2 separate regions of the Mus musculus genome follow, and region 1 is linked to region 2. A link is a loop called in an ENCODE intact Hi-C map of the cell type or tissue named here. Cell type or tissue: gastrocnemius. All regions are shown on one strand. Each heading gives the region's core, and the rest is flanking DNA. Links, peaks and the distances in the headings are about the cores only.

Region 1 (12,259 bases), core at 2,970-10,969, 61 kb after region 2:
TTATTGAAAAATAAGAGAAAAACATTGAAATAAAATAGCAAACTGTTAGCTAGTTGGTCATTGGTTGTTGATCACTGGAGTATTATGCAACTAATCAGGAGTATTGGTTAAAAAGACTGCCATAATAAGGAAACTATTTCAATATAATGTGAAGAGGAACAGTGGGAAGCAAAGTTGTTTGCATTGTAATCTTGATGTCTGTAGCTCACATACAAACAGAATCTATAGGAAAATCCTGACATGCACTCTGTGAAGGTGGCAGAGTTATGGCTGATTGCTTTTCCTTTTCTTTGTTTTCCAAATACTTAGCAATCTAGCTATTTACATCTGTAAGGGAAAGTTAACTAAATGAAAACATAAAGCAGTAAGTCAAAACTTCAGATTTGTGTGGAAAGTATCCAGGAAAAGAATGTGCACACTTGCAACTCTAAATTACAGTGCCCAGGGCGCTCTAATTTACGTGACACACTGTGATGACAGGAAGGCCAGAGGAGGAAGCCTGCCATCAACACTCTAGTGTGGCATGGAAGCTGCTCTGGTACGAATGCTTTCTGCCTTTCAGTAGACTGATTGGGTTACATAAGGCATGAAAGACTTTAGCATCATCAAAGAGTTCTATTCTGATCACGTTAACAACCTCTTTTCCAGTAGAAGGATGAGGAAGTGTCCTATCACTGACTTACTGAGAGTTTACTATGTGCTGTGCTGTGTGCAATGCTTATGCTCACCACCCCAATCGGCCTTCATGCATCGCTTTCTAGGTGGTATGGTTTCAATCCAGAATGTTCTCGACAGGGTTACATTTTGATTGTTTGCTCCCCAGCTGGTGGAGACAATTTTGGAGGTTGTGGAGAATTTGAGAGGTACGAGAGACGAGGTGTCTGTTACTGTCCCTGGCTTCTTTCTGTTTCACTGTCCCCATCCTGGTTGGCTGCTGTGACACAACTAACTCCTGCGGTGACAAAAGGAACTAATGTAGAAGCTGGGCTCCAGGAGCAAATCCTCCGTGTAGTGAAGATGACCAAGCGCATTTAAGCCTTTGGAGCTACTTTGTGGGGGTAATGTGGAAGATTTGATGATGTAGTCTAGGAAAGCTCTTGTGTGCTTGGAGCAGTGCTTAATGGGTCATCTTCATGAGAACTTGGGTTACCAGGATGCTGTAGATGAATGCGCTCACTCATAGATGAGACTTGTGCTCACAAGGTTACAGATAGTAACATGGATTCTATCAGAAGTATTCTTGGAGGCTTTGCTTTCTGTTTTGCTTTCTGCTTCCTGATTGGCTGCCATGATGTGACCTGCAGTAATCTCAGTGTTTTGCTGCTTCTGTGGATGGTGTCACTCCTCCATCCTCATGGTGATGGGCTATATCCTTTAGAACTGAGGTCAGATAAGCCTCTGTTCCTTTAAGTTGCTGCTGTCAGGTTCTTTGTCATAGGAATGAGAAAAGAGATGACCATGGTGCATCTTATTTCATAGATGTCACGCATGAGATGTTTATGAAAGTGAACAAAACATGCACACGGTCATCCATGGCTGGCTCAAGAGGTGTGCTGTCGGGTTCTGTCGCTCGCTGTCTCACGTAGGAGCTCAGGCTGAACAGAACACCCCAAGTCCCCCGTGGAATTTGGACCGTGCTCTGTTATTGAGAGGACCTAGAGGTCTTGACAGAGTCATAGCTCCCTATTGTGGATGTGTACATACATAATTATTTTTGTTGATAAAAAAATCTATGCCATAAAAGCAACACAGTATGCCTCTTCCCTTCACCTCATCTCTTGTTTTCCAGGTATTTGGCTGAAGGAATACTATGTTGCGGTAAATCTCCAACCCAAATATGCCCCGGCAATGAAAACACAACACAATTAATATGAATACATGCTGTGCGCCTAGATAGAGGAGATCTACTGCTACACTACCATCTTCCACATCTATGAGACCCCTTAGAACTTGCGGTTTCTCCAGGCCATGTGCTTCTGCTCTGCTTTTCTTCTTCTTCCTCCTCCTCTGTGTCCTCTCCCTCTTCCATTTTCTCCCTCTTCTCTCTCCTCACTTTCTGCTCCACCTTCCCTTTTATCTGCCCAATCATCAGCTCTCCTTTATTTTACAAATTAAGGTGGGAAGCAGGTTTACAGGAAATCACCTGAGTGCTGACTCATTCCTTGTTCTTAACCACTCACAGGAGAACGGAATTAACATCAAATATAATGTTTGTCTGCAACACTACTAGTGTAAATAGGAGCACTAAATAGATACAGGTAGATACCAGGAACCCAGGCACAAGAATTAAAAAGACTTGGATTTTTTTTAAGTTTTCCCAGCAAGGGGAGTTTTATTTTTATATTTTAAAACAAGTTTCCCAGATAATTTAAACCTGAAGCCTGGTGCTGAGAACCACTAAGCTAAATATCCCAGTGACTAAAACAGTCACACCATTCCCATGAGCACTATTTTAGGTGTATACAGCCACTTAGGAATAGATATGTTTGGTAAAAGGAGAGAATTTAGATTTTGCCAAATTTCATAATTTTAGAGTGGTGCATTTTAACGTGAGTGACACTGAGAGTCAGTCTGAAGAGTCTGTCTGGGAAGAGTTTTGGAGATAGATGACATCTCAGTGGACTTTGGTTGTTGAGTTTAGCTGTCATAGTCACAATCTAGGAGCCCAAGATCAATGTGCTGGCAAGAGATCACTGTTTGGCATTCAGGTAGGTGGGGCTGGAGTAGGGGAGGAAGAGGGAGCTGGAGGTGAGGGAGGAAGAAGAGTGTGTCTTATGAAGCCACTAATTCTGTCACTAGGATTCCACCCTCAGACCCCCTCTAGCCCTAACATCTTTGTCTTCATGGCGGTTGGTGCTTAAACATAAAAGTCTAGTCTATGGGAAGCACAAATGTTCGATCCATGACATTTTCACTTCCCTCTCGGAGCTATGAGGGAAGCTGAAGGGGCCAGCTCAGTGGTATCCAAAATGCACCCCTCCCCCCAATCCCCCTGGAGTCTAAAATCTTCTTTGGTGTTGAGATCAAGGAATGCTGCTGACAGAACAGAGAGGCTTCGAACTCACTAGCTTCCCCTTTGATAGATCTCATTCTATAGGATTTTGTTTTAAATCTGCACATGTTTACCTCTGCTTGTGTGCGCTTTATCTATGTTTTAATAGTAATTCAGCTCCAGAGTCTTCAGAGTTCCCATTTCCCTGCTGTTGCTCTTTGTCTTTTGTAGGACCTAATTAAGGCTACCATGCCACACTCAGTGTCTCATTTGTTTTCTCTTCTGATTCAGACTTGTAGTCAAAGGCATGGCTGGAGAACAGTAGCCAGGGCAAGTGCCTGGCACACGGATTAGCTGTTGACCAAGGGGTCTCCCACAGACACAGTCCTGAGGCTGATGCTGTAGAGTAGAAGCAACCATAGTGCAGGGGCTAAGAAAGGTCGTAGGAATCAAGCAGAACCTTCTATCTACTCTACAAGAGAAAAACTATGTCATTTGCAGCAGCTTTGGAGGATAAGGGAGTTTGGTACTGGGTATTGCTCCAAAAGGCATTCAGACCACGGATAATTTCCTAGATCTACACTGTGTCTTAGTTCTTCACATTAGAGGCTGTTTAGGCCTATGGTAGTTGTACTATTGATGATACCCTTAGAGGATTTTAAACCCATAACCGGCTGAGCCTCTCAAACATTTGTGAATTCTTGGACAAATATGTAGAAGCATCCCTCTTATTACAAGGAAAGACTTGGGTGGATAGGATTTTGATCACACTGGAGGCATAGACTTTAACATGAGGATCCCAATTTAGTTGTTTAAATTTGGAGAAATCTTTCCCAAATTAAAGCATTAATCAGAAAAAAATTATGTAGATAACAAAAAGAAAATAACAGAAGCCAGCTGTCACAATACCACCCCTAAGTGACCTCATTATCATTTAGGGATCTGCATCTAGAATGATGTATGTTATCTCCTGCATGTATTACTTTTCTGTGTTCTGTTCTCTGAAGGATTATCATGCAATAAGACACAATTCGCAACATAATTTTAAAATCATATCAAATGGACATGTTGAAATTGTTTTCATTAATCCCTGATTTGGGATGTTCAGTTGTCTTTAATTTTTAATTTTTTTTTTTTTTACCAATAACATTGCAATGAGCATCCCTCTAGGGAAATGCACCGTTTTTCAATTAGGAAGCTGGAAGCTGGCAGCTCTCATGCTCAACCCCACCCTCTCACTTCTTCTAACTCCTCCAACTTCCCTTGCTCCTTGATTTGTCTTCCTAGATGAGCTGAGGCCTCCTTTGAGGGCAGTGGGCAACCATCATTTTTTGTTTGTCTGCTTGTTTGTTTTCTTTTCCTCCTTTGTGGTGTTCCCGCCTGTGGACGGCAAGCTGCATGTTTGTAGTCTTAACTGTTGACCATGCATTTGTTTGGCGTGTTGCTGGTTCTGGTCTGATCATTTGCATCTGGGCTCTTAGATCTGCTCTTTTCCCTCCCTCCCCTTCTTCCTCATTTAACTGAGTATCTAGTATATGAAGCAGGGATCCAGGTGCTGGGAAAAGAGTGGAAAATACAACAAATGAAAGCATCCCCTTGAGTGATAGCCTTCCAGAGTGATAACAGATACAGATAAAAGAGCCAGCACCCTGCTGATTTCAATCATCTGAAGTTCTGCAAAGACTAGACAGATGCTTTGGTGGCACAGGGTGGAGAGAGGATGAACAGCTAGTGTGTATATGGTGGAGTAGGGTTAGAAGTAGGTTTCTTTGAGATGGGAATCTGTGATGTGATATCTACATCTGGCAAAGGTGCTACCCATGAACATTTGGGTGTGAAGTTTCTGCAGAAACTTGTAACTGAAGGTCACAGGGAAGGAAAGATCACAGCAAGAAGAAGAGAAAATCAAAGGAGAGAGCCAGGGACAGGGTGTCAGAAAACAGTGGGCTGGATGGGAACCAAGTTGTGCCTGTCTTCAAGGCCCTGGAGGAAGTTCGGCTTTTATTAGATGTTTGATGGATTCATCTTGAATGAAGCAAGAGAGGGCCGTGTCCTGGGTTTTATTTTTAAGAAAGCACTCTGCTCAGTTTTTATCTTCCACCTTTAACAGGTGAAGAGCAACTCTTCAGGAAACACCTGCTAGCAGATTTGTAGACCAGGATGGCTTTGAACTCATAGAGGTCTACCTACCTCTGCCTCCCCAGAGCTGGGATTAAAGATATGTGCCACCACACCCAGCTGGTCCAGGTCTCTTTTTGTGGCATATCTTGATATTAATTTGACATTCACTCCTTTGCTGCCTGAATTGTCGAGCCATAACATATGGTTGTCTGTATTCTTACTTTGCAGAATCTTTTCTAGGAGACTAGATGATATCTCTTAGACCAAAGTCCAGCCTGAAGGGTAGAATCAGACCCCTCATAGGGAGTTCTCGGGGGAAGGGAGCCTTTGTTTTCCTGATGAAAAGACTCCTGCTTCCTCCCCTGCTTGTCTCTGACACGAATATGCTGTTTGAAGAGCAGAGCTACCCTGCTATCATCTGATAAGCATGAGACATGACCTTCGAAGGACAGACAATGGGAAGTGAGAAGCCTAGTTGCCTCAATTGAGTATCTGAACTCATGTGATAACCGCTTTCCCTATGTCATCAAGAAGTGAAAATGCCAAATAGTGTCAGCCTTTGCTACTCAAGTTAGCATTCCTAAATGCTACTCACAAGTTTCCTTTGGTAATTCCACAGAAGAGCATTCAAATCATTCGAGCTCTGAACACCTCAATATGTATTAAAGTTGACAAAGCCGATGACCTCAATTTAAGGCACTGTGTGTTATGGAATTAGGGCTCTTAATCTCAGATGTTTTGGGGATGTGCCATTAAAATGGTAGCTAATGTAAGAATGGTTTCTACAGACATCCTCTGCCAGAGATGAGCCATGCTTTGGTACAGCTAATTGGGATTTCTTTTTCTCTTATTTTGGTTTCCCACGATCTTAGTTCCCATTAAGAATGAAATGACACCACTATAGCCAATCCCCTGCAACCTTAAAGTTCCAAGCACACATAAAAAAAAAAAAAAATCAAAGAACGTGTGATTTAAGAGGTCCTGGCCAGAGCTGGAGAGATGGCTCAGTCTGTTAAGAGCACTGACTGCTCTTTCAGAGGGCTTGAGTTCAATTGCCACATGGTGGCTCACAACCATCTGTAATGGGGATCCGATGCCTTCTTCTGGTGTGTCTGAAGACAGCGACAGTGTACTCACACACATGAAATAAATAGAGGTCCTGGTCATGGACCCATGGAAAAAAACTTTAGATTTTCCCTTCTTCTTTCCTTCTGTGAGCTCACTGATCTTAACTCTTTCTTGCATACCCTCTCTGAAGTATACTCTATGCTAGCATGATAAATGTCTGCTGTACTGTAGAAACTTTATGAAACCCACCTTTAATCTACATCACGTTTTACACGCTAGAAATTATTTTCCTGATGAAAATCAAGACTCAAAAAAGTTAAGTGACTTGCCCCCTATATCTAATTAAGAATTTAGCATCCAGTGGATTAGTTATTTAATATTTAATTATTGTGATCATATTGCTGATAGAAGCAATGTAAGGGATGAGAATATTTAATTTGGTTCTTAGTTTTAAAGAATATATCCTCACAATATGGAAAAAGCCAAGCAAAGTGAGTGGCATAATGCAATTAACCTACATTTTGGTGAGCAGGAAGCCAGCAGTTTAGGTTGGATTTGAAGCTGGCCATAACTCTCAAGCCCGGTTCATATAGCTCTGGGTCTGCAAGTTATACTGCACATGCAAAAACTTCCACAGCCTCCCAAAACAGAACTACACACTGGAGACCAAGGGTTCAAACATATGAGCCTGTGGAGGACATTTTACATCCAAACCACGACCCCGGCATGCCTGGTTCCACACTGCTCTGTGCTCCTGTGAGATCCTCAAGCACAGATGTTCAGCTGGTAGATGATTCTATGCTTTTGTGAACTTCTTCAAAGGAGCAGCTCACAGTTTGTGTTTCTACCATCTTGGAAGCTCCTGTACTTGGACTTCTAACAGAAGCATTCATCCCCAGACTGGTTAGCTTGACCTTATTTGGAAGCAGGGCTTGTGTGGACATTGTGATGAGAAAGTCATATATTAGTGCACACCCTAGATCCAAATACGCCTCTGGAACAAGGGAAAACATAGGAAAGAAGACAAAATGGAGAAGACACTCACAATCTAAGAACTCCATGACTCTTGGCAGTCACCAGAAGCTGAAAATGATCAACTTCCTCATTCCCAAGTCCCTATATAAATGACAAACGCTCCTCTTACTACTTGAAGGTCCCTCCATCCCTGCAGGAAAGAGACTTCCCCTCACTGTGTGGCTCTTCACACTGGGCATAATAAATGTATAATAAGTTAATAATCAGTTGAGGTCAGACCCTGGTCTCTTTCCTGCTTTTTGTCTGTCCTCTGCACTCTGAAATCTAACAGTCAGTTTCTCTAAGCGTCTAAAAGAGAACCAACATCGTCCAAACCTTAAGTTTGGATTTCTGTCTTCCAGAACTTTTGTTGTGATTATGTTACAGCAGCAATGGGTCACTAATAAAGCATTCCTGGACTTGTAAGAGGATGAGCTATGTTGAGAACCACATTTGAGGATTGGAATGAGAAGCAGAGAGCTGAATATCATGTTTACCACAGTAGGAAGGATGGGGAAGGAACAGATACCTTTCTCCTGGAAATGCAGGATGCTACCTCTGCCTGGGATTTTATGAAGGGTGGGGCTCAGGCAGTGGTGAATTTCAGGGCTGGATCTTATAGGTAGTAGCATGTTTATACCAATGGGACTGCGTTGATTGTGTTTGTAGAAATGCGACTGCTTATAAAAATTTCATAGTTTCAGGAAAGAACATAGAAATGGAAACACAAGGGAACAAAACAAACTTGGAAATCCTTTTGCCTGCATTTTTGAGTGTTGTTATAGATTCTCTTTAGGCAAGTTTTAGTGGAGATGAGTTTACAAGTAGGTTCATACTGTGCACACAGTACTTTTATAAAATGAATTTCCACTAAGTCTGCTTGAATTTACCAGAAGAATAAAAAAAGTTAGAATCAAACATAAGAAACTGCTAAATTTCAGGTTAATATAAAAGAATTATTGGCTTCTAAAAGGTTCTTTCTCAAGTTAAAGCAGAATTTCTTTTTTTTTAAACATTGTATTTTATTATTTCGTGTGTTTGAGTGTTTGCCTACCTGTATGATTGTGGCCCGTGTACGTGCCTGGTACCCAAGGAGATCAGAAAAGAGAAGATCAGAAGAGAGATTGGATCCCCTGGAACTGGAATTCGAGACAGTTGTGAACAGCTGCGTGAGTGCTGAGAAATGTCTCCTGAATCTTCTGAAAGAGCAACAAGTGTTGCTCTATCAAGCCCCCAAATTTCATTTTAAAGCATTACATATTTCATCTTCAGCTAACATTTGCTTTCCTTCATGTAAGAAGATCATGTACATTTTCTGTCCCTTATAGCAGCTTCCCATTTTGTGATAATTTATGATATTTGCATTTCCTAGAATTGTAGCATTCTTTTTTGTTCTATGGACAAGTTCCCGTCATTGTTTAGACTCCGTGTCTGGAAGGATCCAGCACTCACTCTTGCATTTTTATAGTGGCTTCTCGGTTGCTGAGTGTTTAATTTTGATTCATGTTTTGTTATGTTGGATTTCATTATCACATTCCTTCAAAAGGGAGGATAATGTAGTCCTTGGATTCCTGTGTGTTTAAGAATGCTGGCATGCTTCTTTTAGCAGGATCAGTTGGCTAAAAGGAAACCTTGGGTTATGTTTCCATGCTGTTTAGGACTTGGTGGATGCTGTTGGCTGTGTTTTCGTGTTGAGGGCTGTGGAGAGGATGGTGAGGTCTGGTCAGTGCCTCTGTGGCTCATGTTGCTTAAACATTCTTTGAATATCCGAATCTCATGGAATAGATTATTATTATGTTTAAGGACTGAGCCTCATACAGTTCCTGCTGGCCTCAAGCTCACTATGTAGCCTAAGGATGGCATTGAACTTCCGAGTCTCCTGCTTACACTTCCTGAACAGTGGGATCACAGGTATAGGCCACCAACCCCAGTTTGATGATGTCCAGTGCTCTGCGCATGCTAGGTAAGTACTCTAGCAACAGAGGTACATTCTCCACACTTGATATTGATAATCATCAGTTTGGCTTCTTTTTTACTGGGACATGGTGTGCACTTCAAATGCAGGAATCCCTCTTTCTCTCAGCTTGAGAAACTTTTGATATTAAGGTTTTTTTCTCCTTGACCTCCTTTCTTTCTGTTCAGAATACTAATCCGAGCTTCCCAGCCCCCGTTGTCTTCAGTCTGCATTGCCTGCTGTCTTCAGCTCCTTGTTCCTTTCAGCTTCACTGTGTGAGTTCCTCTGCATGCTCTGTACTTGGGGTGGCATGTATCTCCTCTCTGTTATTGCTGAGTCGAGGAACACTTCTCTAATTATTTTTTCTTTCATCATTCACTGATTTCCTGAGCCTCTCCAGTCCACTTTTCAGTTGGTTTTTGTCTGTTTTTCTTTTTACGAATTCTGTTTCTTTTATGAATGTATATTTTTCTGAGAAACTATGTTGGTAACTCATTAAAGACTAATGAAAACTAACCTCTTTCCTCATGGTGGCCAGTCACTGAAGAGAAACTATTATTATTATTAATGTTATTATCAATCATTTGCCTTCTGCATTTACTTCTTGAAACATCTTGCCCATATTTCTTTATGTGGCACTGCTCACACACGAACAGATGACTCTACCTGTTTTACTAGAAGCAGTTGTGTGTGTGTGTGTGTGTGTGTGTGTGTGTGTGTGCGTGTGTGTATGCCTCTGTGAGTATGTGCCTGTGTTTGTGTGTACATACCTGCACATAAGTGTTGAAGGCATGGCTAACCATGGTTATGACAGGTTGTGGTCTTCCTCTACCCTTTCTACCTAACCTATGTGCATAAAATGTCAGGCTCTGGCATTCAGAAGTCAGTGTGAATCACTAGGCATCCCTCAGAGGTACAGCTTGTGTCGCCATGGTAGCTAGGGTCCTGCCTCTCACTCTCTTCATCACTTCCTATCCCAAGTAACCCAATCAGAGATACTTCATAAACAGTGTAAGCCTGCATAATTTCCTGCTTCTTCCTTAGTCATCAGCTACTTCCTTCCCCATCACTCTTCTGCAGTATGGGAATGGATTTTATAGAATAGTTTATTTAGGGCATGGGAAGGGGAGTTAAGAGAGTAGCAGAGGCAGAGAGAAGGAGAGAGTAGAGAAGTAGGGGCTGGCTATGGCCACGTGGGGGGGGGAAGAGGATTGGGGAGCAACAGGGCAAGAGGGTAAGAGAGAAGAGGGGAATAGACTTTAATAGAAACACTCTGATTGCTTCTGCACACATTTTGCAGTCCAGGCTGCATGTCCTCCATAGCATCCAACTCTCTTGTCTTTGGAAGTACAAAGAAGGGTCACCCTCCCACATCCCCGAAGGCCAGGTCTAGCCTGGCTTGAGGAGTTGCTTAGGTAGGGGAATGTGTACTGGGTTAGCCTGAATCACTCATGAACTCTGCTCCTCCATCAGTGATCTCCTGAAGCTTGCCACCCCGGTGACACTAGAAAAAGGGAAAGGCAGTCAATATACCTGGTTGCCAGTGATAAACCCGGGGACCCAGGTAGTTCTCCACGAGACTGTAACATCAATACACAAATGTATTCTGTTGGAAGCCACTGAGTTTTGGAATTCTGCTGTTAAGCAAGGCAGGAAAAGCCAATGGTCTCTAGCAAACACAAGGAAGCCAGAGAATGGAGGTAGCCATGAGAGCTGGCTCCATGTGACTCAGAGGAGACAATTTGTCATGTCTCTAAGATGGACCACTCCAGTGGTTTCTGCAAATGTTGGAGGGAAGTGGAGAAGATCCAAAGTGAGGGTTTCAGGTTGCAGAGCACTTCAGATTTCCTGTCTTCACCAGAAAAGAAACCAATCTCTTTCTGCTTCTCTCTGCTTCCTTGACTGCAAATACATCTTGTCAGGCACTGAGCTGAATGCGGTTGGCAGTGTTATTTACCACCCTGAGCAAATGTGGCTGCTTTATGATAGATTACAGTGATCATCTATATCTCCCAAAGAGTCATGGGAACTGCTTCTGTCCCCTTCCTGTTGCAATTTATAGTCTATATATGTTTCTCTTTTTCTCAGTCAAGTTTTAAAACAAGTTTTCAAATGAAATGTGAATACAATCCAAGACACTTTGAAAGACTGTCGGGCCAAGAAAGAATGGAAGCTGTCTTAGTCTTGGTCTCATTTTCTCAAATACAGCCTACATGTTAGAGTCACAGTGATGTCCCTTTCAGAACCATGTAAGGTGGTTTTAATATTTGTCCTGCCATTCACAAATGGTGTGACTTTATAAACTCCCTGGAACTTTATCACCCATAAAAATATGAAAGGAGCAGTAGCCATTTTGATCCTATGGGGATAATGGCAATGAACAAATAATCTTCCAGGAGGGGAAGGTTCTAGGATGAGGCCAGGTCTTGAGCTTTACTCAGTATACACTACTTGAAAGTGCCTTGTGAATTCTGAGAGTGACACCTCAGTTCTCTCAGGCATCCGGAACAATATGGCAGGCATTCCATGAGAGAGCTTGATTTAAAGTTATACAAGGTAAGACGTGGTCAGTCCAACTAAACTAACAAAGAGAAGAATTTGAGAGTTGTTTCTGAGATGTAGCTGCTGCTGCAGCTGACAGTGAGTCTTCACAGACCTCTCCTCTGATGTCAACTACTTTGTTGACATTGCTGTTATTATCCCCATTCTAGGCAAGAAGAAGCCAAGTGCCAGATCCAGGATGGAACTGATCCAAGACACAGGGCCACAGAGCTGGAATAAGTACTGTAGGGTCACCTGGGGTCATTTGCATTTCCCCGTTTTCTATATTGCTCATCTGACTGGAGAGGACACCCACTCAGGGCTAGACATGCCTAAGAGATAATGAAAGGCTTACCCAGGGACATTTCCTTCCTGTGCAAATCCACCAACCCTTAGTTCACCTTCAGCTGTCTTTTCTGCTGAACTTGGGAAAAGTGAACAAATGCTCCTCTTGTTTCCAGTTATTCCAAGGCCAGAGTCAACCCAGGGCAGTTCTTGTTCTCTGAGTCTACTGCAATTATTCGAGTCACCCAACCATTTCCCTGGCTTGGCTCTGTGTTCTGCAATAA
Region 2 (12,259 bases), core at 2,756-10,755:
AACAAAACATGGTGGTGGTGTATGTGAAAGTTGCAAAAATCCTCAACGGGCAAGTTGATTCTTGAAACAAAATATGTGAAATTTTGCCCGTGTATACAGAGTCTCTCTACACAGATAACATGGGTTATTTTAGCATGGCATCCTGAGTTCATTCACACATTCTTTTTTTTTTTTTGCTATTCTTTTTAATTAGGTATTTTCCTCATTAACATTTCCAATGCTATCCCAAAAGTCCCCCATACCCACCCCCACAATCCCCTACCCACCCACTCCTCCTTTTTGGCCCTGGCGTTCCCCTGTACTGGGGCATATAAAGTTTGCAAGTCCAAAGGGCTTCTCTTTCCAGTGATGACTGACTAGGCCATCTTTTGATACATATACAGCTAGAGACAAGAGCTCCGGGGTACTGGATAGTTCATAATGTTGTTCCACCTATAGGGTTGCAGTTCCCTTTAGCTCCTTGGGTACTTTCTCTAGCTCCTCCATTGGGGGCCTTGTGACCCATCCAATAACTGACTGTGAGCATCCACTTCTGTGTTTGCTAGGCCCTGGCATACTCTCACAAAAGACAACTATATCTGGGTCCTTTCAGCAAAATCTTCCTAGTGAATGCAATGGTGTCAGCGTTTGGAAGCTGATTATGGGATGGATCCCTGGATATGGCAATCACTAGATGGTCCATCCTTTCGCCACACTTCCAAATTTTGTCTCTGTAACTCCTCCCATGGGTGTTTTGTTCCCATTTCTAAGAAGGGGCAAAGTTTCCATACTTTGGTCTTCGTTCTCTTGAGTTTCATGCGTTTAGCAAATTGTATCTTATATCTTGTGTATCCTAAGTTTCTGGGCTAATATCCACTTATCAGTGAGTACATATTGTGCGAGTTCCTTTGTGATTGGGTTACCTCACTCAGGATAATGCCCTCCAGGTCCATCCATTTGGCTAGGAATTTCATAAATTCATTGTTTTTAATAGCTGAGTAGTACTCCATTGTGTAAATGTATCCTGTATCCATTCCTCTGTTGAGGGGCATCTGGGTTCTTTCCAGCTTCTGGCTATTATAAATAAGGCTGCTATGAACACAGTGGAGCATGTGTCCTTCGGTTGGGACATCTTCTGGATATATGCCCAGGAGAGGTATTGCTAGATCCTCCAGTAGTACTATGTCCAATTTTCTGAGGAACCGCCAGACTGATTTCCAGAGTGGTTGTACAAGCTTGCAATCCCACCAACAATGGAGGAGGGTTCCTCTTTCTCCACATCCTCTCCAGCATCTGCTGTCACCTGAATTTTTCATCTTAGCCATTCTGACTGGTGTGAGGTGGAATCTCAGGGTTGTTTTGATTTGCATTTCCCTGATAATTAAGGATGTTGAACATTTTTTCAGGTGCTTCTCTGCCATTCGGTATTCCTCAGGTGAGAATTTTTGTTCAGCTCTGAGCCCCATTTTTAAATGGGGTTATTCGATTTTCTGGAGTCCATCTTCTTGAGTTCTTTATATACATATACATATATATATATGTATATATTGGATATTAGTCCCCTATCCAATTTGGGATAGGTAAAGATCCTTTCCCAATCTGTTGGTGGTCTTTTTGTCTTATTGACGGTGTCTTTTGCCTTGCAGAAGCTTTGCAGTTTCATGAGGTCCCATTTATCGATTCTCCATCTTACAGCACAAGCCATTGATGTTCTATTCAGGAATCCCCCCCCCACCCCGTGCCCATCTCTTCGAGGCTTTTCCCTACTTTCTCCTCTATAAGTTTCAGTGTCTCTGGTTTTATGTGGAGTTCCTTAATCCACTTAGATTTGACCTTAGTACAAGGAGATAGAAATGGATCAATTCGCATTCTTCTACATGATAACTGCCAGTTGTGCCAGCACCATTTGTTGAAAATGATGTCTTTTTTTCCACTGGATGGTTTTAGATCCTTTGTCAAAAATCAAGTGACCATAGGTGTGTGGGTTCATCTCTGGGTCTTCAATTCTGTTCCATTGGTCTACTTGTCTGTCACTATACCAGTACCATGCAGTTTTTTTTTTTAATCACAATTGCTCTGTAGTAAAGCTTTAGGTCAGGCATGGTGATTCCACCAGAGGTTCTTTTATCCTTGAGAAGAGTTTTTGCTATCCTAGATCTTTTGTTATTCCAGATGAATCTGCTGATTGCCCTTTCTAATTCCTTGAAGAATTGAGTTGGAATTTTGATGAGGATTGCATTGAATCTGTAGATTGATTTTGGCAAGATAGCCACTTTTACTATATTGATCCTGCCAATCCATGAGCATGGGAGATCTTTCTATCTTCTGAGATCTTCTTTAATTTCTTTCTTCAGAGACTTGAAGTTCTTATCATACATATCTTTCACGTCCTTAGTTAGAGTCACGCCAAGGTATTTTATATTATTTGTGACTATTGAGAAGGGTGTTGTTTCCCTAATTTCTTTCTCAGCCTGTTTATCCTTTGTGTACAGAAAGGCCATTGACTTGTTTGAGTTAATTTTATATACAGCTACTTCACTGAAGCTGTTTATCAGGCTTAGGAGTTCTCAGGTGGAATTTTTAGGGTCACTTATATATACTATCATATCATCTGCAAAAAGTGATATTTTGACTTCATCTTTTCCAATTTGTATCCCCTTGATCTCCTTTTGTTGTCTAATTGCTCTGGCTAGGACTTCAAGTACAATTTTGAACAAGTAGGGAGAGAGTGGACAACCTTGTCTAGTCCCTGATTTTAGTGGGATTGCTTTCAGCTTCTCACCATTTACTTTGATGTTGGCTACTGGTTTGCTGTAGATTGCTTTTATCATGTTTAGGTATGGGCCTTGAATTCCTGATCTTTCCAAGACTTTTATCATGAATGGCTGTTGGATTTTTTTCAAATGCTTTCTCTGCATCTAAGGAGACGATCATGTGGTTTTTGTCTTTGAGTTTGTTTATATACTGGATTACGTTGATGGATTTCCATATATTGAACCATCCCTGCATCCCTGGGATGAAACCTACTTGGTCAGGTTGGATGATTGTTTTGATGTGTTCTTGGATTCGGTTAGCAAGAACTTTATTGAGGATTTTTGCATCGATATTCATAAGGGAAATTGGTCTGAAGTTCTCTATCTTTGTTGGGTCTTTTTTATGGTTTAGGTATCAGAGTAATTGTGGCTTCATAGAATGAGTTGGGTAGAGTACCTTCTGTTTCTATTTTGTGGAATAGTTTGTGAAGAACTGGGATTAGATCTTCTTTGAAGGTCTGATAGAACTCTGCACTAAACCCATCTGGTCCTGGGCTTTTTTTGGCTGGGAGACTATTAATGACTGCTTCTATTTCTTTATGGGATATAGGACTGTTTAGATTATTAACCTGATCTTGATTTAACTTTGGTACCTCGTATCTGTCTAGAAACTTGTCCATTTCATCCAGGTTTTCCAGTTGTGTTGAGTATAGCCTTTTGTAGAAGGATCTGATGGTGTTATGGATTTCTTCAGGATCTGTTGCTATGTTTCCCTTTTCATTTATGATTTTGTTAATTAGGATGCTTTCCCTGTGTCCTCTAGTGAGTCTGGCTAAGGGTTTATCTATCTTGTTGAATTTCTCAAAGAACCAGCTCCTTGATTGGTTGATTCTTTGAATAGTTCTTCTTGTTTCTACTTGGTTGATTTCACCCCTGAGTTTGATTATTTCCTGCCTTCTACTCCTCTTGGGTGAATTTGCTTCCTTTTGTTCTAGAGCTTTTAGGTGTGTTGTCAGGCTGCTAATGTGTGCTCTCTCTAGTTTCTTTTTGGAGGCACTCAGAGCTATGAGTTTTCCTCTTAGAAATGCTTTCATTGTGTCCCATAAGTATGGGTATGTTGTGGGTTCATTTTCATTAAACTCCAAAAAGTCCTTAATTTCTTTCTTTATTTCTTCCTTGACCAAGGTATCATTGAGAAGAGTGTTGTTCAGTTTCGACGTGAATGTTGGCTTTCTATTATTTATGTTGTTATTGAAGATCAGCCTTAGTCCATGGTGATCTGATAGGATGCATGGGACAATTTCAATATTTTTGTATATGTTGAGGCTTGTTTTGTGACCAATTATGTGGTCAATTTTGGAGAAGGTACCATGAGGTGCTGAGAAGAAGGTATATCCTTTTGTTTTAGGATAAAATGTTCTGTAGATATCTGTCAGATCCATTTGTTTCATAACTTCTGTTAGTTTCACTGTGTCCCTGTTTAGTTTCTGTTTCCATGATCTCTCCATTGGTGAAAGTGGTGTGTTGAAGTCTCCCACTGTTATTGTGTGAGGTGCAATGTGTGCTTTGAGCTTTACTAAAGTTTCTTAATGAATCTGGCTGCCCTTGTATTCGGAGCATAGATATTCAGAATTGAGAGTTCCTCTTGGAAGATTTTACCTTTGGTGAGTATGAAGTGCCCCTCCTTGTCTTTTTTGATTACTTTGGGTTGGAAGTCGATTTTGTTAGTTATTAGAATGGCTACTCCAGCTTGTTTCTTCAGACCATTTGCTTGGAAAATTGTTTTCCAGCCTTTTACTCTGAGGTAGTGTCTCTCTTTTTCCCTGAGATGAGTTTCCTGTAGACAGCAAAATGTTGGGTCTTGTTTGTGTAGCCAGTTTGTTAGTCTATATCTTTTTATTGGGGAGTTGAGTCCATTGATATTCAGAGATATTAAAGAAAAGTAATTGTTGCTTCCCGTTATTTTTGTTGTTAATGTTGGCATTCTGTTCTTGTGGCTGTCTTCTTTTAGGTTTGTTGAGGGATTATCTTCTTGTTTTTTCTAGGGTGTGGTTCCCGTCCTTGTATTGGTTTTTTTCTGTTATTATCCTTTGAAGGGCTGGATTTGTGGAAAGATAATGTGTGAATTTGGTTTTGTCGTTGAATACTTTGTTTTCTCCACCTATGTTAATTGAGAGTTTGGCCGAGTATAGTAGCCTGGGCTGGAATTTGTGTTCTCTTAGTGTCTGTATAACATCTGTCCAGGTTCTTCTGGCTTTCATAGTCTCTGGTGAAAAATCTGGTGTAATTCTGATAGGCTTGCCTTTATATGTTACTTGACCTTTTCCCCTTACTGCTCTTAGTATTCTATCTTTATTTACTGCATTTGTTGTTCTGATTATTATGTGTCAGGAGGAATTTCTTTTCTGGTCCAGTCTATTTGGAGTTCTGTAGGCTTCTTGTATGTTCATGGGCATCTCTTTCTTTAGATTTTGGTAGTTTTCTTCTATAATTTTGTTGAAGATATTTGCTGGTCCTTTGAGTTGAAAATCTTCATTCTCATCAACTCCTACTATTTGTAGGTTTGGTCTTCTCATTGTGTCCTGGATTTCCTGGATGTTTTGAGTTAGGATCTTTTTGCATTCTCCATTTTCTTTGATTGTTGTGCCGATGTTCTCTATGGAATCTTCTGCACCTGAGATTCTCTCTTCCATCTCTTGTATTCTATTGTTGATGCTCGCATCTATGGTTCCAGATTTCTTTCCTATGATTTCTATCTCAAGCATTGCCTCACTTTGGGTTTTCTTTATTGTGTCTACTTCCCTTTTTAGGTCTTGGATGGTTTTATTCAATTCCATCACCTGTTTGGTTGTGTTTTCCTGCAATTCTTTAAGGGATTTTTGTGCTTCCTCTTTAATGTCTTCTACCTGTTTAGCAGTGTTCTCCTGTATTTCTTTAAGTGAGTTATTTAAGTCCTTCTTGATGTCCTCCACCATCATTATGAGATATGCTTTTAAATTCAGGTCTAGCTTTTCGGGTTTGGGGTGCCCTGCACTGGGGAAGTGGGAGTGCTGGGTTCTGATGATGGTCAGTTGTCCTGGTTTCTGTTAGTAAGATTCTTACGTTTACTTTTCGCCATCTGGTAATCTCTGGCGTTAGTTGTTATAGTTGTCTCTGTTTAGAGATTGTTCCTCTGGTGATTTTGTTACCCTCTATCAGCAGTCCTCGGAGACTAGCTCTTTCCTCTGAGTTTCAGTGGTCAGAGCAGTCTCTGCAGGCAAACTCTCCTCTTTCAGGGAAGGTGCACAGTTATCTGGCATTTGGATCTCCTCCTGGCCGAAGATGAAGGCCCAAAACAGGATCTTTCCCAGAAGCTGTGTTTCTTTGGCCTGTCACAGAAGCCTTTGTTTCAGTAGTCCACACTCTCACCTGTGTAGTCTACTTACCGCGGAGTCCTGAAACCAACATGGCTTCCGCGGCTCCTGAGGCAAAGGCCTCCCAGGGCGGGTGGACACCTGTCCTCTGGCCAGGAAGGTGGCCGGATGTCTGGAGCCTGAAAAGGCGCTGCCCCAGAAGTTCTGCGGCTCTCGTGTGTCCCAGAAGCTGCTAGCCTCTGTAGTCCACACTCTCACCTGTGCAGACTGTCCACAGCAGAGTCCCGGAACCAAGATGGCTCCCGAGGAACCTGAGGCAGAAGCCTCCCGGGCCGGGCGGACACCTTTCCTCTGGCCCTGAAGGTGGCTGGTTGTCTGGAGCCGAAAACGGCGCCGCCTCAGAACTCTGTAGCTCTCGCCTGTCCCAGAAGCTGCTAATCTCTGTAGTCCACACTCTCACCTGTGCAGACTGCCCGCCGTGGAGTCCCGGAACCAAGATGGATCCACTCACACATTCTTTAAGATACTGATATGACCGTAGTATCTGAGCACTCACCTAATTCACATCTTCTTTAACACTGGGAATGGGTTACAGCATAATCCAGGCTTCCTTCTCTATCCTTTCTGTCCTTCCCACTTCTACTACAGTTGGCACATCTTCTGTCTTCCCAATTGGCTCTCATTACTCAGGGCTCACATACTCAATGAAAATTCTGAATGATGAGGAAACAAACCACTTCATGATGGAAAGAAATCTTCATTAGGTCCTTGTTTGAGAACAGAAACCTTATGACTTATGACCGAGAGTCTGAAAAATAATGTGCACTTAGGTCATGTGAATTGATCTGGAGAGATATGAAGGTTATCATTAATAGGAAGGGATCCTTGGAGCGTTTTTAACAGATGGCGCATTTGAGATAAGACTGGGCCTTTAGCTTCAAGACTAAGATCTTCCATTTGCTAGTAGAACAAGAAAGTAAGCAGCTTTTGGTTTTAATTCTACTTTTGAATTGAAGTTTATCTGCCCTCCTGTGAATCCACCCATCTTACATCTATTTAGTCCTTGGCATGTGGCCGATAGGGTGTAAAGTATTGGAGATTTAAAGAAAACCCAGTTAAAACCTGTACACTCGCTTGTTTATCATCTAGTAGATGTTGCAGCCTTTCTTCATATTTATCTGATCATGTTTTGTGGTAAGGCACTCTGAAACTGTGAGGCTGTCTCTTTCAATTATTTCTTAATTGTAGTGTATCAGGAAATGTAGTTTTCAGCTGTGTGCCAGGCAGTGGGAGGGAAGAACCAAACGAAAGCCAGAATTCCGATCTTGACTCCAGTCCCACGAGAGAGACAGCTGGTTAGCACCCGAATGTGTGGAGTAGGCAGATTAAGCTGAGCTCAGAGAAGTCTGTCTCATCCCATGCCTTCTTTTTACAAAATCTTACAAAACATTCTACAGTCATGTCATTGTCTTTACAGACCACTAGAGGTCAGCACTTTAAAAAGTAAACGGGCCACATTATATTCCGTTCCCCTCAAAGTAAGCCTTGAAACGAATGCAGAATAACAATTTTTGAAAATCCCATTTAGGTTAGGGAGAAACATTCCCAAAGGAACAATGTTCTCTCTGACGTGTTGGAGCTGTAGGCTTGACATGCCCTACGAGTTGCCCTGACTGAGTGCTCTCATAGAGGGCTCATTGGACTTGACTACCAACCTCCATGTGAGAGGTGAACAGAAGCTATAGTCCTTGCAGCTGGGGGACTTACGGTTTTTACTTTATTTTATTTTGAATTTATTTTTTTTTATTTTATTTTATTTTATTTTATTTTATTCACAACCTAGTCGTTGCCTCCCTCCCAGTTCCCCCTCCCTCTGTTCTCATTCCATTCCTCTTCCCCACCCCCCTGTCTTCGAGAGGACATTCCTCTAACCCACCAGACCAACCCCACTCCACTCATAGTGGGGCCTCAAGTCTCTCTAGTGTTTGGCCTATCTTCTCCCACTGTGGCCAGAATAGGCAATCCTCTATGTGATGGGGGCCTGGGACCAGATTGTGTATGCTGCTGCCCAGTTGGTGGCTCAGAGTCTGGGAGCTCCCAGGGGTCCAGGTTAGTTGAGACTGCTGGTCTTTCTATGAGGTCGCCCTCCCCTTCACCTTCTTCAGTCCTTCTCCTAATTCAACCATAGGGATCCCCGACATCAGTCCAATGGTTAGTTGTAAGTATCTGCATCTGTCTCAGTCAGCTGCTGGTTGGGACTCTCAGAAGACAGCCATGCTAGGCTCCTTCCTGTATGTAAGCACATCATAGCATTAGTAATAGTGTCAGGCCTTGTCGTCCCCCATTCCCCGTCCCCCATGAGATGGATTCTAAGTTGGCCTGGTCGCTGGAATGTCTTTCCTTCATTCTCTTCTTCATTTTTGGCTATGCAGTTCTTTTAGACAGAAACAATTCTGGGTCAAAAATTTCGACTGTTAGTTGGTAACTCCATTCCTCCACTTGAGGCCCTGTCTCTCTATTGGAGGTGGAGTATTCAAATTCCCTCTCTCCACTGTTGGGCTAAGGTCAACCCTGTTGAGTCCTGAGACTGTCTCACCTCCCAGGTCTCTGGTACTTTTTAGAGGGTCCCCCACCTCCCACCTCTGAGGCTACATATTTACATTCATTCTGCTAGCCCTCTGGGCTTCTCTCCTGCTCCCTCCATACCTGATATTGTTCCCCCTTCCCCTTCCTTCTCCAACCCAGGTCCCTCCCTCTCTCTACTGCCCATGATTATTTTCTTCCCCTTTCTAAGTGGGATTGAAGAATGGGGCCTTCACTTGGGCCTTTCTGATTGTTAAACTTCTTACGGTCTGTGGGTTGTAAAATAGGTATTTTGTACTTTTTGGCTAATATCCACTTATTAGTGAGTACATACCACGTATGGCCTTTTGGATCTGGGTTACCTCACTCAGGATATTTTCTAGTTCCATCCATTTACCTGCAAAATCATGATGTCCTTGTTCTTAATAGCTGAATAGTATTCCATTATGTAAATGAACCACATTTTGGGTATCCACTCTTCAGTCGAGGGACATCTGGTTTGTTTCCAGCTTATGGCTATTACAAATAAGGCTGCTATGACCATAGTGGAACATGTGTCCTTGTGGTATGGTGAGGCATCTTTTGGATATATGCCCAAGAGTTGTATAGCTGGATCTTCAGGTAGATTCATTTCCAATTTTCTGAGGAACCACCAGATTGATTTCCAGACTGGTTGTACCAGTTAGCAATAGAGTGTTTCTCTTTTTCCACATCCTCACCAGCATGTGATATCACTTGAGTTTTTGATCTTAGCCATTCTGATTGATGTACGGTAGAAACTCAGGGTTGTTTCGATTTGCATTTCCCTGGTGACTAAGGACTCTCAACATTTCTTTAAGTGCTTCTGAATCATTTTAGATTCTTCTGTGAATTCTCTGTTTAGCTCTGTACCTGATTTTTAAATTGGGTTGGTTTTTTGGTGGGGTTAACTTCTTGGATTCTTTATATATTTTGGATATTGACCCTCTATTGGATGTGGGGTTAGTGAAGTTTTTTTCCCCATTCTGTAGGCTGTCGATTTGTCCTATTGGCTATGTCCTTTGCCTTATAGAAGTGTTCCAGTTTCATGAGGTCCCATTTATCAATTCTTGATCTTAGAGCATGAGCCATTGGAGTTCTGTTAAGGAAATTTCCCACTGTTCCAATGAGTTCAAGGCTCTTTCCCACTTTCTCTTATATTCAATTTAGTGTATCAGATTTTATGTTGAGGTCTTTGATCCACTTGGACTTGATCTTTTATGCAAGGTTATGGATCTATTTTCACATTTCTATATACAGACTGCCAGTTAGTTCAGCACCATTTACTGAAGATGCTTTCTTTTTATTTCATTGTTTGGTTTTGGCTTCTTTGTTAAAGATCAAGTGTCCATAGATGTGTGGGTTTATTTCTTGGTCTCCAATTATATTCCATTGATCTTCTTGCCTATCTCTGCACCAATACTATGCGTTTTTTTTTTTTTTATCAATATTGCTCTGTAGTACAGCTTGAGGTCAGGGATGGTGATTTCCCCAGCAGTTCTTTTATTGGAATAGTTGGGAATAGTTTTTGCTATCCTTTTCCAATTTGTGTCCCCTTGATCTCCTTTTCCTTTCTAATTACTCCAGCTAGAACTTCAAGCACTATATTGAATAGATATGGAGAGAGTGGGCAGCCTTGACTTGTCCCTGACTGTAGTGGGATTGCTTCAAGAATCTCTCCATTTAATTTGATATTGGCTGTTGGTTTGCTGTATATTGCTTTTATTATGTTTAGGTATGGGCCTTGAATTCCTGATATCTTCAATACTTTTAACATGAAGGGGTGTTGTTGTACTTTGTCAGATGCCTTTTAAGCAACTAATGAGATGATCGTTTGATTTTTTTCTTTAATTTTGTTTATTCAGTAGATTATGTTAATGGATTTTTATATATTGAACCATCCCTGTATCCCTGGGATGAAGCCTACTTGATTGTGCTGAATGATGTTTTTGATGTGTTCTTGGATTCAGTTTGCTAGATAGAATTGCATTGAGTGTTTTTGCAGCAATATTCATAAGTAAAATTGGTCTGACGTTCTCTTTCTTTGTTGATTCTTTGTGTGTTTTAGGTATCAGGGTAAGTATGGCTTCATAGAATAAATTAGGTAGTGATCCTTCTGTTTCTATTTTATGGAATAGTTTGAGGAATGCTGGTATTAGCTCTTCTTTGGAGTTCTGGTAGAATTCTGCACTAAAACTGGCCATAGGCTTATTTTGGTTGGGAGGATTTTAGTAAAGGCCTCTATTTCTTTAGGGGTTATGGGATGGTTTAGATAGTTTACCTGCTCTTGATTGTACTTTGGTATGGTCTCTAGCTATAAAATCATTCATTTCATCTAGATTTCCCAGTTTTGTTGAGTATAGGCTTTTGTAGTAAGATCGGATGGCTTTTTTTTTTATTTACTCTGTTTCTGTTATGTTTGCCTTTTCATTTCTGATTTTGTTAATTTGAATACTTTCTCTGTGTCCTTTAGTTAGTTTGGCTAAGAGTTTATCTATTTTGTTAATTTTCTTAGAAAAAAAAAAAGCCAAAATACCAGCATTTGGTTTTGTTGATTATTTGTATCTTTCTCTTTCTTTCCAGTTGGTTGATTTCCACCCCGAGTTTGATTATTTCCTGCAGTATACTCCTCTTGGATATGTTTGCTTCTCTTTGTTCTAGAGCTTTCAGGTATGCTGTTAAGTTGCTATGTAGGATGTCTCTAGTTTATTTATGAGTGCACTTAGTGCTATGAATTTTCCTCTTATCACTGCTTTTATTGTGTCCTATAAATTTGGGTGTGCTGTGTCTTCATTTTCATTAAATTCTAGAAAGTCTTTAATTTCTTTCTTTATTTCTTCCCTGACCAAGTTACCATTGAGTAGAGAACTGTTCAGTTTCCATGGGTATGTGGGCTTTCTATTGTTTTTGTTGTTATTGAAGTCTATCAGTCTAATGATCTGATAGGATGCATGGGATTATTCCTATCTTCTTGTATCTGTCAAGGCTGGTTTTGAGGCCAATTATATGGTCAGTTTTGGAAACAGTACCATGAGGTGCTGAGAATAAGGTATATTCTTTTGAATTAGGGTGAAATGCTCTATATATACTTGTTAAATCCATTTGGTTCATAACTTCAGTTAGTTTCACTGTGTCTCTGTTTAGTTTCTGTTTCCATGACCTGTCCATTAATGAGAATGGGGTGTTGAAGTCTTCCACTATTATTGTGTGATGTTCAATGTGTGCTTTGATCTTTAGTAATGTTTCTTTTACAAATGTGGGTTCCCTTGCATTTGGGGGGAGTAGATGTTCAGAATTGAGAGTTCATCTTTGTAGATTTTTCCTTTGATGAGTGTGAAGTGTCCTTCCTCATCTTTTTTTTTTTTTGATAACTTTTGGTTGAAAGTCAATTTTATTCAATATTAGAATAGCTACTCCAGTTTTTTCTTGGGACCAATTGCTTGGAAAGCCTTTTTCCAGCCTTTTACTCTGAGATAGTGTCTGTCTTTGTTACTGAAGTGTGTTTCTTGTATGCAGCAAAATGCTGGATCCTGCTTTGATATCCAGTCCGTTAGCTTATGTCTTTTTTTGGGG

Evidence for each region. Peaks named below come from ENCODE experiments on the same cell type or tissue, not always from the same donor. Only the 100,000 strongest peaks of a DNase experiment are listed, where the experiment ranks them.
Region 1: it touches region 2 in a loop (2.1-fold over the local background); 10 of 42 quality-filtered maps call a loop at or near these places.

The regions. Positions count from the first base shown.
Region 1 is chr5:43,569,798-43,582,056 of GRCm38, reverse strand. The region is part of intron 1 of C1qtnf7 (C1q and tumor necrosis factor related protein 7); the gene reads right to left. Gm15866 (a long non-coding RNA gene) reads left to right here and starts at 8,671. Exons shown (of 2, transcript XR_868397.2): 1 at 8,671-9,158. In gastrocnemius, for the core only: no CTCF peak of the experiment used is centred there; no DNase peak of the experiment used is centred there.
Region 2 is chr5:43,630,179-43,642,437 of GRCm38, reverse strand. No RefSeq gene overlaps it. Among named protein-coding and RNA genes, the nearest start is that of Cc2d2a, 26 kb to the left of the region's middle. In gastrocnemius, for the core only: a CTCF peak has its summit at 7,565 (motif pointing right); no DNase peak of the experiment used is centred there.